2 separate regions of the Homo sapiens genome follow, and region 1 is linked to region 2. A link is an interaction called in ENCODE POLR2A ChIA-PET data of the cell type or tissue named here. Cell type or tissue: PC-9. All regions are shown on one strand. Links, peaks and the distances in the headings refer to the core of each region. The heading gives the core; the rest is flanking DNA. Region 1 overlaps SHFL (shiftless antiviral inhibitor of ribosomal frameshifting). Region 2 has its middle 9.8 kb from the start of DNMT1.

Region 1 (8,535 bases), core at 107-8,106, 110 kb after region 2:
GGCATGCGCCACCACGCCCAGCTAATTTTTTGTACTTTTAGTAGAGACGGGATTTCACCTGTTGATCAGGCACCCTGTCTCTACTAAAAATACAAAAATTAGCTGGGTGTGGTGGCGCATGCCTGTAATCCCAGCTTCTTGGGAGGCTGAGGCACAAGAATCACTTGAACCCGGGAGGTGGAGGTTGCAGTGAGCTGAGATTGCAGAGCGAGACTCCGTCTAAAAAAAAAAAAAAGAGGGCGTGGGGGAGAGAGAGAGAGAGAGAGAGAGAAAGAGAGAAAGAGAGAGAGAGAGAGGGAGAGACAGAGAGAGAGAGAGCTTGTATATGGAGGTACAACCCTAAATCTGCTGTTCAAGGAGCGCTGCTGAGACTTGAATAAGGATAGGAAGGGAATGATGTTAAGTTGTGAACAATGTTCCAGGCTGCAAAAACAGCAGGTACAAAGGACCTGAGGCTGGAACTTGCTTCGTGTGAGGAAGGGCCTGGGAGGAGGGCAGAAGGGGATATGGCAGATAGCACAAGTTTTTTTTTTTTTTTTTTTTTTTTTGAGATGGAGTCTTGCTCTGTTGCCCAGGCTAGAGTGCAGTGGCACAGTCTCGGCTCACTGCAAGCTCTGCCTCCCGGGTTCAAGCCATTCTCCTGCCTCAGCCTCCCGAGTAGCTGGGACTACAGGCAGCCGCCACCACGCCTGGCTACTTTTTTTGTATTTTCAGTAGAGACGGGGTTTCACTGTGTTAGCCAGGATGGTCTCGATCTCCTGACCTCGTGATCCGCCCGCCTCCGCCTCCCAAAGTGCTGGGATTACAGGCGTGAGTCACCAAGATAGCGCAACTTTTTATGGATCATGGGTGGATTTGGGCTTTTCCTCTAAAGGAGGTGGGAGCCAAGAAGGATTCAGGGCAGAGGAGGGAGGGAGGGACGTGAACTGACTCAGATGTTCACAGGCGCCCTCTGGCTGCTGTCAGAGAGACTAGACCTGGGGTTGAGGATGGAAATCCAGAGAGCAGGGAGGCAGCTGCTGTCATCCAGATGGTGTCTTGAGCTGGGAATTCAGGGAGGGTCTGGGGGCAGTGGGGAGTAGCGGAGACGTGGAGGAATTCAGGATCTAAGCAGAAGAGCAGACGGGTCTGGCTGATGGATTAGATCTGCTGAGATGGGTTGGATCTGCTGGGGTTTTGGTCTGAGGACGTGGAAGATGGGGTTTCCAATATCCGACGGATGGGAAGGCAGTTAGTGAGACGTTTCCCTCACCCCACCTCACCTCCTTGCACCCTGCTCCCTTTGCTATTTTTTTTTTTTGAGACAGTGTTTTGCTTTTGTTGTCCAGGCTGGAGTGCGGTGGTGCGATCTCGGCTCACTGCAACCTCCACCTCCCAGGTTCAAGTGATTCTCCTGCCTCAGCCTCCCAAGTAGCTGAGATTTCAGGCCTGTACCACCACACCCGGCTAATTTTGCACTTTCAGTAGAGATGGGGTTTCACTATGTTGGTCATGCTAGTCTCGAATTCCTGACCTCAGGTGATCCACCCACCTTGGCCTCCCAAACTGCTGGGATTACAGACATGAGCCACAGCACCCAGCCTCCCTTCGCTTTTGCTTTAACCTCTCCCAGGTTGCTTTAATACATCAGGCAGGGTCCAGTCTCAGAGCTTTTGCACTTAGATCTGCTCCTCCACCAGGCCTTCCCTTTAGGCAACCCCCTCTCAAGCTGCCCCTGCACAGACCTGCGTATTCTTTACCTAGTTTGCTGTTTTTTGTTATTGTTTTGTTTTAAGAGACAGGGTTTGCTCTCGTCCCCAGGCTGGAGTGCAATGCTGCGATCATAGCTCACTGCAGCTTCAAACTCCTGGCCTCAATCGATCCTCCCGCCTCTGCCTCCCAAAGAGCTGGGATTACAGGTGTGAGCCACTGAGCCCAGATTTACAAAATAGTTTAAAAATTAGCAGGGCATGGTGGGTCACACCTGTAATCTCAGCATTTTGGGAGGCAGAGGTGGATCACTTGAGGCCAGGGGAGACCAGCCTAGGCAACATAGCAAGACCCTGACTATACAGAAAATTTAAACATTAGCCAGATGTGGTTCTGTGCACTTGCAGTTCCTTTTTTTTTTTTTTTTTTTGGTAGAGACAGGGTCTGGATACGTTGCCCAGTCTGGAGTCTGGTCTTGAATTCCTGGCCTCAAGCAGTCTTCCCGCCTTAACACAGGCCTGAGCCGCCTCACCAGTCCTACTGTTATTTTTATATTTATTATTTTATTTTATTTTATTTTTTTGAGATGGAGTCTCGCTCAGTCACCCAGGCTGGGCTGCAGTGGCACAATCTCGGCTCACCGCAAGCTCTGCCTCCCAGGTTCACGCCATTCTCCTGCCTCAGCCTCCCAAGTAGCTGGGACTACAAGTGCCCGCCACCACGCCCAGCTAACTTTTTGTATTTTTAGTAGAGATGGGGTTTCACCGTGTTAGCCAGGATGGTCTCGATCTCTTGACCTCGTGATCCACCTGCCTCAGCCTCCCAAAGTGCTGGGATTACAGGAGTGAGCCACCGCGCCTGGCCCTACTGTTATTTTTAGCATTTAACATTGTCTAATATGCTCTATTTATTCATCCTATACAGTACATATTTATTTTTTTGCCCACTAGGGGAGGGATTTTTGTCTGTTTTGTTCCTAAATGTATTCCCAGTGCCTAGAAAGGGGGCTGGCACACATTTGTGCCTAGTGACTGCTTTTTTTTTTTTTTCTTTTGAGACAGAGTCTTGCTCTGTCGCCCAGGCTTGAGTGCAGTGGCGTGATCGCAGCTCACTGCAGCCTGGAACTGCTGGGCTCAGGCGATCTTGGGATGACAAGCCCTTGCCACCATGCCCAGCTAATTTTTGTATTTTTTGTATAGACAGGGTCTCTCTGTGTTGTCTAGGCTGGTCTCCAACTCCTAGGCTCAAGTGATCAGCCCACCTCGGCCTCCCAAAGTGCTGGAATTACCGGCCTGAACGGCCCCATAAGCCTTGTTTTTATTTATTTATTTATTTTTGAGATGGGCTATCACTTTGTTGCCCGGGCTGGAGTGCAGGGGAGCGATCATGGCTCACTGAAGCCTTGAACTCCTGGGCTCAAGTGATCCTCCTGCCTCAGCCTCCCGAATAGCTGGGACCAGAGGTGTGCACCACCACGTCTGTCTAATTTTTTTTTTTTTTTTTTGTAGAGACAGGGGTCTCCCCATGTTGCCCAGGCTGGTCTCGAACTCCTGGTCTCAAGCGATCCTCTCGCCTCGGCCTCCCAAAGTGCTGAGCTTGCAGGCGTGAGCTACGGCGCCCGGCCTCGCTTGTCGAATGAATGAATGCTTGAGATGCGTTATCCGGCCTGGCGCCAAGAGCTCGGTGTTGAAGCCAGAGTGGGATCACCCTGGGGCCCTCCAGCCGTGGGGGGAATGAGATGGGGACTGAAATTATGGGCCCGGGACATCGCGGGTGTAGACGCGCGCATCCCCGCGTGGAAGCGGAGGGGTCTCGCTGGGCCCCAGCACCCCGTCTTCCTTCCGTTCCTCCTCTGCCTGCAGGTCCGCCGCGATGGGGAAGCCCTGGCTGCGTGCGCTACAGCTGCTGCTCCTGCTGGGCGCGTCGTGGGCGCGGGCGGGCGCCCCGCGCTGCACCTACACCTTCGTGCTGCCCCCGCAGAAGTTCACGGGCGCTGTGTGCTGGAGCGGCCCCGCATCCACGCGGGCGACGCCCGAGGCCGCCAACGCCAGCGAGCTGGCGGCGCTGCGCATGCGCGTCGGCCGCCACGAGGAGCTGTTACGCGAGCTGCAGAGGCTGGCGGCGGCCGACGGCGCCGTGGCCGGCGAGGTGCGCGCGCTGCGCAAGGAGAGCCGCGGCCTGAGCGCGCGCCTGGGCCAGTTGCGCGCGCAGCTGCAGCACGAGGCGGGGCCCGGGGCGGGCCCGGGGGCGGATCTGGGGGCGGAGCCTGCCGCGGCGCTGGCGCTGCTCGGGGAGCGCGTGCTCAACGCGTCCGCCGAGGCTCAGCGCGCAGCCGCCCGGTTCCACCAGCTGGACGTCAAGTTCCGCGAGCTGGCGCAGCTCGTCACCCAGCAGAGCAGTCTCATCGCCCGCCTGGAGCGCCTGTGCCCGGGAGGCGCGGGCGGGCAGCAGCAGGTAACCTCGCAGCCTCCCCGGAGAGCAGCATCGTCTGTGAAATGGGGGTTTTGCAACCCCACGATCTCTTATCCACAGTTCTGAAATCCGCAAAACCCTGAAAACCGGATTCCTACTCGCCCCTTCTGGTAACTTATTTGGGTCAAAAAGTGACTGGTGGCTATTTATAGCCTTCACTTAACCACTTAATGTGAATAGTCATAGGATCCTATAATTAAACATATCATTATCACGTAAAGACCAAAAACCCCTTTAGGAGTGTTATGTATATTCTATACACACATGCATATACATAACCCTCCCTGTGTCACTGTGTCTAAATCCAGCCGTGTTATTCTGAATTCTGGAACGTGTCCTGGTCTGGGTTTGGGATAAGAGAATGTTGCTCTGTGACAGTCCCTACGTTACAGGGTTGGTGAGAGGAGTCAGTAAGTTAGATACTGTTGGATGTGTTGTTATTATCCCTACTCTACAGAGGAGGCTGGGGCACAGATCAATTAAACCATGAGCACCAAGAGCCGGTATTTAAGCCCAGCTCTGTCTGCACTTTATTTTTTTAATTTTATTTTTGAGATGGAGTCTCGCTCTGTCTCCCAGGCTGGAGTGCAGTGGTGCAATCTTGGCTCACTGCAACCTCCACCTCCCAGGTTCAAGCGATCCTCCTACCTCAACCTTCCGAGTAGCTGGCATTACAGGCGTGAGCCAACACACTCAGTTAATTTTTTTTGTATTTTTAGTAGAGACGGAGGTTTCACCATGTTGGTCAGGCTGGTCTCGAACTCCTGACCTCAGGTGATCCGCCCGCCTCGGCCTCCCAAAGTGCTGGGATTACAGGCACGGGCCATAGCGCCCAGCCTGTCTGCACTTTAAAGCCAAGTTGTTTAGCTTTTGGGGAGGATCATTCCTAGGGCTGGGACACCCCCACTGCCAGATGTCCAGGTCATTTGGGAGCTGGGAGATTTATCCACCATTTCTGCCCCTGAGACCAGGCCTCCTGGCCTGAGGGTTAGTGCAATTACACCTGACTTTCTCCGTCACCCCAGGTCCTGCCGCCACCCCCACTGGTGCCTGTGGTTCCGGTCCGTCTTGTGGGTAGCACCAGTGACACCAGTAGGATGCTGGACCCAGCCCCAGAGCCCCAGAGAGACCAGACCCAGAGACAGCAGGAGCCCATGGCTTCTCCCATGCCTGCAGGTCACCCTGCGGTCCCCACCAAGCCTGTGGGTAAGTCGACATTAGGGCTGAGGAATTGTGGGTAGAGGAAAATTGAGGAGTCAGGATTTTAGTGGCAGATTTCTCTCATTGTGAGAAGACCAGAAGAAATGATACTCCTATTCTGATTAAAAATAAGACCAAACTTCTAAGGTGTGAAAATAGGAGAAACAAGAAATAGAAGAGGAGGGACTCTTACTTTAGTGAGGCGATGTTTGGGACTGCTACTTTGGTAAGAGTTTGAACTGGTTCAGAGTATCATATTCAGGACTTATATTATGGTGAGGAGACCATAAAAAACCAGGGTTTAAGAACCCCAGAGTTGGCCGGGCGCGATGGCTCATGCCTGTAATCCCAGCACTTTGGGAGGCCGAGGCGGGTGGATCACGAGGTCAGGAGATCAAGACCATCCTGGCTAACACGGTGAAACCCCATTTCTACTAAAAATACAAAAAATTAGCTGGGCGTGGTGGCGGGCGCCTGTAGTCCCAGCTGCTCGGGAGGCTGAGGCAGGAGAAAGGCGTGAACCTGGGAGGATGAGGTTGCAGTGAGCCGAGATCGCACCACTGCACTCCAGCCTGAGTGACAGAGCGAGACTCCATCTCAAAAAAAAAAAGAACCCCAGACTTGACATTTCCTTTGATTAGAGACAAGGGACCCAGATTCTTAGGTAAAGAAATGGCTATTGGAGCTCGGATTCTGGTGAGGAAATGGGAGAGGCAGGCCTCTTATTCTGGTGAGGAAATGGGAGAGGCAGGACTCTTTGGTAGAAAAGTGGGAGAGGCAGAACTCTTATTCTGGTGAGAGGACCTGTGAGAATCTTGACTCTTGCTCCAGTAAGGGATTGGTCAGCCCAGGCTGTGCCTCCCCCCTATCCCTGTGCCCACAGGCCCGTGGCAGGATTGTGCAGAGGCCCGCCAGGCAGGCCATGAACAGAGTGGAGTGTATGAACTGCGAGTGGGCCGTCACGTAGTGTCAGTATGGTGTGAGCAGCAACTGGAGGGTGGAGGCTGGACTGTGATCCAGCGGAGGCAAGATGGTTCAGTCAACTTCTTCACTACCTGGCAGCACTATAAGGTGGGCACAGGTGGGCAGAGGCAGGGAAGGGGAGGGAGCCTGTTCTGGCTTCCTGACTTTCCTGCCCTGCCAGGCGGGCTTTGGGCGGCCAGACGGAGAATACTGGCTGGGCCTTGAACCCGTGTATCAGCTGACCAGCCGTGGGGACCATGAGCTGCTGGTTCTCCTGGAGGACTGGGGGGGCCGTGGAGCACGTGCCCACTATGATGGCTTCTCCCTGGAACCCGAGAGCGACCACTACCGCCTGCGGCTTGGCCAGTACCATGGTGATGCTGGAGACTCTCTTTCCTGGCACAATGACAAGCCCTTCAGCACCGTGGATAGGGACCGAGACTCCTATTCTGGTAAGGAGAACTCCTATTCTGGTGAGAGGATAGGGGAGGCGGGACTCCTGTTCTGGTGAGGGAATGAAAGGAGGTAGGGTAGGTAAGACGCCCCTCTGGTAAGTATAAGGATAAGCAAGCTTTTATTCCGTCAAGAGAACAAAGGTCAGGACTTTTATCCTGGTGGGGGGATGGGGAGTCCAGATTCCTTCTCTGATGAGGCAAAAAAAGAATCAAGACTCCTGTTCAAGTAAAGGGCAGAGGGTGAGAGCTAGTACTCTTATTCTAGAAAGGAAGTAGATACTTTTCTTTGATAAAGGAATGAACGGTAGACTCCTAGTTTGCAGAAAAGGTGGGAAAGATGTGACTTGTACTTTGGTAAGGAGATAGGGAAGGAATTAAGGCTATTACTCTGAAGAAAGTTGGGGGGCCAGGGCTCCTATTTTTTTGCTGAGGAGATGGAAGATCAGGGCTTGTATTCAATAAGAATGGGAGGGGCCAGGGGATGCCTGGCAAAAGCCTTGCACTGTGAGGTGCAGGTAGAGGCTTTTATTCTGGTGAGAGGACATGGACTCTCTCTCTCCCCTCAGGTAACTGTGCCCTGTACCAGCGGGGAGGCTGGTGGTACCATGCCTGTGCCCACTCCAACCTCAACGGTGTGTGGCACCACGGCGGCCACTACCGAAGCCGCTACCAGGATGGTGTCTACTGGGCTGAGTTTCGTGGTGGGGCATATTCTCTCAGGAAGGCCGCCATGCTCATTCGGCCCCTGAAGCTGTGACTCTGTGTTCCTCTGTCCCCTAGGCCCTAGAGGACATTGGTCAGCAGGAGCCCAAGTTGTTCTGGCCACACCTTCTTTGTGGCTCAGTGCCAATGTGTCCCACAGAACTTCCCACTGTGGATCTGTGACCCTGGGCGCTGAAAATGGGACCCAGGAATCCCCCCCGTCAATATCTTGGCCTCAGATGGCTCCCCAAGGTCATTCATATCTCGGTTTGAGCTCATATCTTATAATAACACAAAGTAGCCACAGACCGTGTCTGGTTTGTATCTGCACCTGGCAGGGGTCACTCCCTGGGCCCGCCCTCCTCGTCCTCCACCTCCTCCTCTTCCTCCTCCTCCTCCTTCAGGTCCTCCAGGATGAGGTTGTCCAGGTCTTCCAGGAGGCCACCCTGGCTCAAGCAGGTGGCCACAGTGGAGCCACTGCTAATGTGAGGGTTGCTGGGGTGGAGCACTTTGGGCAGGTGGTTCTGCTTCCGGCTCTTGGGGTGAGCACAGGATGTCCCAGGCACGTGGGGCTCTAGGGAGGGAGAGGTGCTGCAGACATGGGGCTGGAGGTCCCATGAGAGTCTGGGGAGGAGGGGACTTAGGCCACGCGGGGCTCTAGGGAGGAGCTGAGACCACCAGATACGGGGACCAGCACAACTGGACATTCAGGGGTGTTGAAGATACAGGAGACCTGGGGACATGGGGGTCACCTGAGATTACAGGGGACAAAACAGGGGCCCCAAACCCAGAGACCATGGGGGCAGAGGCCATGGGGACCCTCAGGCACGGGCCACTGGGGTGAAACCTCAGAGCCTCCTGGGCAAGACCACGGAGACTGGGGGGTCATGGAGGCCATGTGGAAGCAGTGGCTGCTGCTGTGGGAGACAAAGTGGACTGAGTGGAGATTTGGGGACTTAAAGGCACAGAAGGGGACAAAGACTGTCCAGGCTGTTGGGGGAGAAGAGCCTCACCTCGCCGGTTGTAGCAGTCGGCAGCTGAGCAGGAGTGAGTG
Region 2 (8,535 bases), core at 166-8,165:
TGCCCGGCTGTCTGTGGCTTCCTTTTTAATGGCATCTTTTGATGAACCAAAACTCATTTTCAGCTGGGCATGGTGGCTCACACTTGTTATCCCAGCACTTTGGAAGGCCAAGGTGGAAGGGTCACTTGAGGCCAGGAGGTCAAGACCTGCCTGGGCAACATAGTAAGACCCTGTGTCGACCAAAAAAAAAAAAAAATTAGCCAGGTGTGGTGGTGCATACCTATAGCCCCAGCTACTAGCTACTCTGGAGGCTGAGGTGAGAGGATCACTTGAGCCCAGGAGTCCAACATTGCAGTAAGCTGTGATTGCACCACTACACTCCAACCTGGGAGACAGACCCTGTCTCAAAAAAAAAAAAAAAAACCCAAAAACTCATTTTCATAGAGTCCAGCATATTTTCTTTTATTAATGTGCTTTGTGTCCTGCCGAAGAAACACTTGCTTGTCCACAAGTCACATAGATGTTCTGTGTTTTATTTCAAAAGCTTTCCTGACTTTGCTTTCGTATTTAGATATGTGATGTGTCTGAGTTGTCTTTTTTTTTTTGAGACAGGGTCTTACTCTGTCACCCAGGTGGGAGCACAGTGGTGTGATCATGGCTCATTGCAGCCTCAACCTCTTTGGGCTCAGGTGATCCTTCCACCTCAGCCTCCAGAGTAGCTGGGACTACAGGTGCCTGCCATCATGTCCAGCTAATTTTTTTTTTTGAGAGGGAGTTTTGCTTTTGTTGCCCAGGCTGGAGTGCAATGGCGTGATCTCAGCTCACTGCAACCTCTGCCTCCCAGGTTCAAGCGATTCTCTTACCTCAGCCTCCCAAGTAGCTGGGATTACAGGCATGTGCCACCATGCCTGGCTGATTTTGTATTTTTAGTAGAGAAGGGGTTTCACCATGTTGGTCAGGCTGGTCTTGAACTCCTGACCTCAGGCGATCCACCCAGCCTAATTTTTGTATTTTTTTTTGCAGAGATGAGTCTTGTCATGTTGCTCAGGCTGGCCTTGAATTCCTATACTCAAGCAAATCCACCTGCCTCGGCCTCCCAGATTGCTGGGATTACAGGTGTGAGCCACTGCCCAGCCTGTTGGTAATTTTGATGGATATTTGTAAACTGAGCATTTAATGTGGGAAGAACAGGCTTCGTACCCTCTCTCATCTGTGTAGGGCTCCATAACACTTTATTGGGTGCTAACTACATCCTGGGTGCTTTGCTACACACTGGGCATCGGTGGGGGTATGGCTGATGTAAATCTCAAAATATATGATCAACAGCTGGGGTAAAGGCTCTGAAAGAAAGGGCCTGACTTCTAAAAGACCATGGAACAAAGACCTGAAAGGGCTAGGGGAGGTCAGGAAAGGCTCCTTGAAGGAGGTCATGGTTGAGCCACAATAGGGAGAATAATTGTAGATTATCCAAGCAGGAGAACTGGGCGTGTAGAATAGGACTTTCCAAGCTAAGGAAACAGCACATGCAGAAGCCTTGCAATACATATCTATGGCTGCATTAACAACAAGCCTCAAACCCCAGTGGCTCAGAACAACACCCATGCATTATATCCTGTGGTTTCTGTGGGCTGGGAATTTGGGAGCAGCTCTGTTAGGCGTCTCTCATGAGGTTACAGTCACATATCATCTGTGGTTCCACCCATCTGCAGGTCTGATGGGGGCTGGAGTGCAGCTACTTCCAATATGGCTCACTCACCTGGCTGATAAATTGGTTTCTCTTCCTATGGGCCTCCCTGCAGGGCTGTTTGAGCATCCTTACAATATGGCGGCTGGTTTCCTGGGGAACACAAGGTGGTGCTGCAATGCCTTTTATGATCTAGCCTTGGAAGTCACTCACCTTCTCTTGGCCACATAAACTGGCCCTGACTATGGAAGAAGGCTTGGCAGGGCATGAATACCAAGAGGCAAGAGACATTGAGGGCCTTCTTGGAGGCTGGCCACCACATGTCTTAGGCAGAAAGAGGCTGGAACTGTCCATGATGTGGCTCAAGTGGAGTGGGTTAATAGGTGGGCAGCAGGAGCTGAAAGGACAAGACAGGGCTGGGCACTGAGGCCTTGTGGGCTGCAGCGGAGAAGGTAGGGTTGGGTTTACCCTAAGAGCCCTGAGAAGCCATTCAGGGGATTCGGTGAGGTAGGGAGGAGCTAACATGATCAGATTTGGGTTCTGATGAACTTCTTCCGTGGTGAATGGATGGTGAGGGGGCCAAGTAGCAGCCCAGGAATGAGGCTGGGCAGGCATCCAGCAGAAAGGTGAGGGTGACCTGGGCCAGGGGCCCAGGAGGGGCAGATCAGCTGACTCAAGGGCTCTTTGAAGGAAAAACCCACAGGGCTTGGCAGCAAGCCTCTTGTGATCCCCAACAGAGAGCTGTCTGCCTGCTCAAAGGCCCCACGAGGAGTAGGCGGCTCTACCCAGCACACGCTATGGGACTTGGGTTTCTGCAGATCTGATTCCTAGCTTAGGCAAGTCGAGCCTGGAGAGAGTGCTTCTGAGGCCCTTCCAGGGTAAGGGTGGTAAAGTGTCCCCATTGTTACTGAGTGCTGCTGTTCCTGCCCAGGGCCTCTGATGGGCCTGGCACTGAGCACGGTGTCTGGGATGACTCACCTTCAGCCTTCTGACTGACCGTAGCTCAGGACACGTGGCCAGCTCTCCACCAGCCTTCGTGCTCTGGGCTGCCTGGACCTCGGTTAGACTGGTCTCTGGGCCTCTCCTGGCCTCCCTGGAATGTGGCCTGGGAAGCAAGGAGCTATGGCCTGGCAGATCTTTCCTTTTCATTTACATTTTTTCTTTTTGGTGGGGACAGAGTCTTGTTCTGTCACCCAGGGTGGAGTGCAGTGGCATGATCTTGGCTCACTGCAACCTCCACCTCCCAGGTTCAAGTGATTCTTGTGCCTCAGCCTCCCGAGTAGCTGGAATTACAGGCGCCTGCTACCATGCCCAGCTAATTTTTGTATTTTTAGTAGAGATGAGGTTTCGCCATGGTGGCCAGTCTCGGACACCTGACCTCAAGTGATTCACTTGCCTTGGCCTCCCAGTGTGCTGGGATTACAGGCATGAGCCACCGTGCCCGGCCTAAATTTATTTTTTGTTTTTTAGAGATGTGGACTTACTCTGTTGCCCAGGCTAGAGTGCAGTAGCATGATTATAGCTCACTGCAGCCTCAAATTCCTGTCCTTAAGCAATCCTGCCCCAGCTTCCCAAAGCGCTGGGATCACAGGCATGAACCACCATGCCTGGCCTGGCAAGTCTGTCTTGTGGCATATTAGGAAATGTGACTTTGGAGGCTGAGAGGTGGAGGCAGAGTGAATGCCCATGAAATCTGTACCTGTTTTCTTTTAGAGGCTCCACTTCCTTCTCTCAGGTAAGGCATGAGCCACTGTACTCGACCTTTGTTTGGTCTTTCTTTTCTCCTTTCATTTTTTTTTTTTTTGAGACAGAGTCTCACACTTTCACCCAGGCTGGAGTGCAATGGTGCAATCTCGGCTCACTGCAAGCTCCGCCTCCCGGGTTCACGCCATTCTCCCGCCTCAGCCTCCCGAGTAGCTGGGATTACAGGTGCTCACCACCACGCCCAGCTATTTTTTTTGTATTTTTAGTAGAGACGGGGTTTCACTGTGTTAGCCAGGATAGTCTCGATCTCCTGACCTCGTGATCCGCCCGCCTTGGCCTCCCAAAGTGCTGGGATTACAGGCGTGAGCCACCGCGCCAGGCCTTCTCCTTTCTTTTCTTTTCTCTTTCCTTTCTCTCTCTCTTTCTCTCTCTCTCTTCCTCTCTTTCTCTCTCTTCCTCTTTTTCTCTCTTTCTCTCTCTCTTTCTTTCTCTCTCTTTTTCTCTTTCTCTCTTTCTCTCTCTGTCTCTTTCTCTCTTTCTCTCTCTTTTTCTCTTTCTCTCTTTCTCTCTCTTTCTCTCTCTCTCTTTCTCTCTCTCTCTTTCTCTCTCTCTGTCTCTCTCTCTCTTTCTCTTGCTTTCTCTCTCTCTGTGTGTCTTTCTCTCTCTCTCTTTCTTGATGGAGTCTCACTCTGTTGCCCAGGCTGGAGTGCAGTGGCACAATCTCAGCTCACTACAACCTCAAACTCCCGGGTTCAAGCGATTCTCCTGCCTCAGCCTCCCAAGTAGCTGGGATTATAGGTGTGAGCCACTGCACCCAGCTAATTTTCATATTTTTAGCATAGATGAGGTTTAACCATTTTGGCCAGGCTGGTCTCAAATTCTTGACCTCAAGCGATCCACCTGCCTCGGCCTCCCAAAGTGCTGGGATTACAGGTGTGAGTCACTGTGCCTGGCCCTTTGTTTGAGATTTCTAGTGGTCAAGTGAACAAAGCAAATGACCCAGGAACTGGAGACAAAACTAGGTTTGTAACCTGATCTGGTTTGGGTTTCTGTTTGTGAAATGGAAATGACACTGTTGTTGGGGGAAAAACAACTTTACTTTTATTTATTTTGAGACAGGGTCTCGCTCTGTCGCCCAGGTTGGAGTGCAGTGTTGTGATCTTGGCTCACTGCAACCTCCGCCTCCCGGGTTCAAGCAATTCTCCTGTCTCAGCCTCCTGAGTAGCTGGAACTACAGGTGCATGACACCACACACGGCTAATTTTTGAGGGTTTTTTTTGAGACAGAGTCTTGTTCTGTTGCCCAGGCTTGAGTGCAATGGCACGATCTTGGCTCACTGCAACCTCCGCCTCCTGGGTTCAAGCAATTCTCCTGCCTCAGCCTTCTGGGTAGCCGGGACTACAGGTGCACGCCACCATGCCCAGCTAATTTTTGTATTTTTAGTAGAGACAGGGTTTCACCATGTTGGCCAGGCTGGTCTCGACTCCTGACCTCAGGTGATCTGCCTGCCTTGGCCTCCCAAAGTGCTGGGATTACAGGTGTGAACCATCGTGTCTGGCCTAATTTTTGTGTTTTTAGTAGAGATGGAGTTTCACAATGTTAGCCAGGCTGGTCTCGAACTCCTGACCTCAGGTGATCTACCTGACTTGGCCTCGCAAAGTGCTGGGATTACAGGTGTGAGCCACCATGCCTGGCCTCATGTCCTATATGTTAATTCAACCTATATTTGCATTCCTCTGAAGCTTGTAGTCTGTGGAGGAGTCAGCACACTAAGGCCTGAAGGCCAAATCTGGCTGGCCATCTGTTTTTATAAATAAAGTTTTACTGGAACACAGTCATACCTACTCATTTACATATTGGTGATGGCTATTTCTGCACTTTGATGATGGCAGGTTTGAGTAGTTGGGGCATAGAATGTGTGGCTCATGAAACCCGAAATATTTATCTGGTTCTTTAGAGAAAATGTGTGCCAATCCCTGCTTTGTTCTTGTGGGACAGACAGATTACGATAGATAGTAAATAAGAAAATCTCAGGCTGGGTGCAGTGGCTTACACCTGTAATCCTAGCACTTTGGGAGGCGGAGGCAGGCAGATCACCTGAGTTCAGGAGTTCGAGACCAGCCTGGCCAACATGGTGAAACCCCCGTCTCTACTAAAAAAATACAAAAAATTAGCCAGGTGGTGGGTGCCTGGAATCCCAGCCACTCAGGAAGCTGAGGCAGGATAATTGCCTGAACCTGGAAGATAGAGGTTGCAGTGAGTTGAGATTGCACCACTGCACTCCAGCCTGGGTGACAGAGCAAGACTCTAAGAAAGAAAAAAAAAAAAAAAAAGAATCTTTGACAGTGGTAAATGCTACGAAAAAACAGTAATAGTAAAGCATGACTAGGTGGGTAAAGGGTTGCTTCCCAGTGGTCTGGGGAAGCCTCTGTTTTGAGGCAACGTTGAGCTGTGTGAATCTTCCAGAAGGTTGATTTGGGCAGAAGTGGCAGCAAAAACAAAGGCTTTGGGGCACTTAAGAACTTGAGAGGCCAGGGGCAGTGGCTCATACTTGTAATCCCAGTACTTTGGGAGGCTGAGGCAGGAGAATCGCTTGAGCCCAGGAGTTCAAGACCAGCCTGGGCAACATAGCAAGACCCTGTCTCTACCAAAACAAAACAAAACTAGTCAGACGTGGTGATGTGTACCTGTAGTCCCAGCTACTTGGGAGGCTGAGGCAGGGTGATTGCTTGAGCCCAGGAGTTGGAGGCTGCAGTGAGCTGTGATTGCACCACGACACTCCAGCCTGGGCGACAGAGTGAGACTCTGTCTCAAAAACACAAAATGTAAATAAAGCTAGGCCGGGTGCAGTGGCTCATGCCTGTAATCCTAGTACTTTGGGAGGCTGAGGTGGGCAGATCACTTGAGGTCAGGAGTTCGAGACTAGCCTGGCCAACATGGTGAAACTCTGTCTCCACTAAAAATACAAAAATTAACCGGGCGTGGTGGTGCGTGCCTATAATCCCAGCTACTCGGGAGGCTGAGGCAGGAGAATCACTGGAACCCAGGAGGCAGAGGCTGCAGTGAGCTGAGATGACACCACTGCATTCCAGCTTGGGGAACAAGAGTGAAACTCCGTCTCAAAAAAAAAAAAAAAAACACCCCAAAACTGGTGCTCAGTGAAGGGAGGAATAAGACTCACCCAAACAGGACCCTGTAAAAATAGTAAAATGCTTAGATTTTATTTCAAGAACAATGGGAAGTTCTGGAAGGTTTTAGTGGTGAAGAAGGGGATGGCATGTTCCAATTTATTTTTGTAAACATTTCTCAGGGCCAGGTGCAGTGGCTCGTGCCTGTAATCCCAGTGCTTTGGGAGGCTAAGGTAGGAGGATTGCTTGAGCCCAGGAGTTTGAGGCTGTAGTGAGCTATGATCATGTCACTGTACTCCAGCCTGTGGTGACAGTGAGACCCTAGCTGGGTTGCTGTTGTTGTTGTTTAAAAAAAGGCCGGACACGTAGCTCACACCTATAATCCCAGTACTTTGGGAGGCTGAGGCGAGTGGATCACTTGAGGTCAGGTGTTTGAGACCAGCCTGGCCAACATGGTGAAACCCCATCTCTACTAAAAATACAAAAAATTAGCTGGACATGGTGGCTCGTTCCTGTAGTCCCAGCTACTTGGAAGGCTAAGGCAAGAGAATTGCTTGAACCTGGGAGATGGAGGTAGCAGTGAGCCAAGATCACACCATTGCACTCCAGCCTGGGCATCAGAGTGAGACTCTATCTCAAAAAAAAAAAAAAAAAAAAAAAAAAAGGCCTGGTGCGGTGGCTTACACCTGTGATCCCAGCACTTTGAGAGGCCGAGGTGGGTGTATCACAGGTCAGGAGTTGGCCTGGCTAACATGGTGAAGCCTTGTATTTACTAAAAATACAAAAATTAGCCGGGCATGGTGGCAAGTGCCTGTAATTCCAGCTACTTGGGAGGCTGAGGCAGGTGAACTGCTTGAATCCGGGAGGCAGAGGTTGCAGTGGGCTGAGATTGTGCCACTGCACTCCAGCCTGGGTGACAGAGTAAGACTCTGTCTCTAAATAAATAAATAAATAAATAAATAAATAAAATAAAGCTTTCTAGCCGAAGCGTTTGGAAGGGACTCTCCAGGGCAGCTGGGAGGTCAGGGAGGAGGCTTCTAGAATGAAGTCCAGGTGAGTGATGATGGCAGTTTGGGCTGGGGTAGCAGGAGCGTGGATAAGTAGAAAGACTTGGCTTATATTTTAGAGGAAGAACCAGCAGAGCTTGCTCATGTTTTGCATGTGAGGCAAGGAGAGGCATGAAAGGAGATGCCTGGATTTTTTGCCCAGACAACTTGGAAGCAAATTCCAACTTGCAGGGTACCCTTAAGGCAAATCGTTTCCATATCTGAGTTTTTTCCCCATATCTGGAAGATGGGTCAAGCTATCTCTTCCTGACAAGGTTGACAATGCTGTTACAAAGGAAATCTAGCTTAGAGGAAGTCTCCAATAAATGCAGCTGGTCTCCTTGCGTTGAAGTCCCTGAGTAGGAGGTCTGTTCATCTGTCCCCTCTTCTTATTTCCTCCCCTGGCTCTAAGGTGGGTTAGGGGCCCTGATCATGGGTTCTGACAGGTTTATGGGCCTAAGGTTCACTCTGGTGAGACTGTCTTCTGTCATTCCCTTTCTGTTCCTACCCTAGTCCAGCTTCCTTCAAGTGCTATCCCTTTGGTCTCCCATGGCCTGGACAACTGGCCATCCCTGGGGCCACTGTTTTGCCCTCAGGTTCTGGATGAAAGACAGCTGGATTCATGGTCCGTACTGCTGAGTGAGTCTATGATCTTGGGTAAGTGGCCTCTGAGAGTCCTATGTGATGAATATTTCAGGCCATGGCAAACAGGGTCCTGCTACCTACCTTTTATGGTTAAGGATTAAATTAAATAATTCCCAGGCTGGGCAACATGGGACACCCTGTCTCTACAAAAATATATAAAAAATTAGTCAAGCCTGGTGGTGTGTGCCTGTGGGTCCCAGCTACTTGGGAGGCTGAGATGGGAGGATTGCTTGAGCTTGGGAGGCTGAGGTTACAGTGAATGGTGATCGTGCCACTGCATTCCAGCCTGGGTGACAGAGTGAGACCCTGTCTCAAAATAGAAGAAGGCTGGGCACAGTAGCTCAAGCCTGTAATTATAGCACTTTGGGAGGCTGAGGCAGGAGGATCA

The links. Peaks named below come from ENCODE experiments on the same cell type or tissue, not always from the same donor. Only the 100,000 strongest peaks of a DNase experiment are listed, where the experiment ranks them.
Region 1: POLR2A ChIA-PET joins it to region 2 with 17 read pairs; 13 of 35 experiments call an interaction of 5 or more read pairs at or near these places.

What each region holds. Positions count from the first base shown.
Region 1 is chr19:10,091,590-10,100,124 of GRCh38, reverse strand. SHFL (shiftless antiviral inhibitor of ribosomal frameshifting) reads right to left here. Exons shown (of 8, transcript NM_018381.4): 7 at 8,495-8,535; 8 at 6,882-8,055. The coding sequence ends at 7,823. ANGPTL6 (angiopoietin like 6) reads left to right here. Exons shown (of 6, transcript NM_031917.3): 2 at 3,552-4,143; 3 at 5,187-5,367; 4 at 6,245-6,432; 5 at 6,506-6,776; 6 at 7,346-7,787. The coding sequence starts at 3,562. The coding sequence ends at 7,536. Among named protein-coding and RNA genes, the nearest start is that of ANGPTL6, 6.8 kb to the left of the region's middle. RefSeq lists silencers at 853-902, 3,800-3,859, 3,920-4,059. In PC-9, for the core only: CTCF peaks have their summits at 739 and 962; DNase peaks (open chromatin) are centred at 912 and 3,954; H3K4me3 peaks cover 931 bases.
Region 2 is chr19:10,200,498-10,209,032 of GRCh38, reverse strand. No RefSeq gene overlaps it. Among named protein-coding and RNA genes, the nearest start is that of DNMT1, 9.8 kb to the right of the region's middle. RefSeq lists an enhancer at 8,371-8,535. In PC-9, for the core only: no CTCF peak of the experiment used is centred there; DNase peaks (open chromatin) are centred at 2,612 and 4,302; H3K27ac peaks cover 3,281 bases.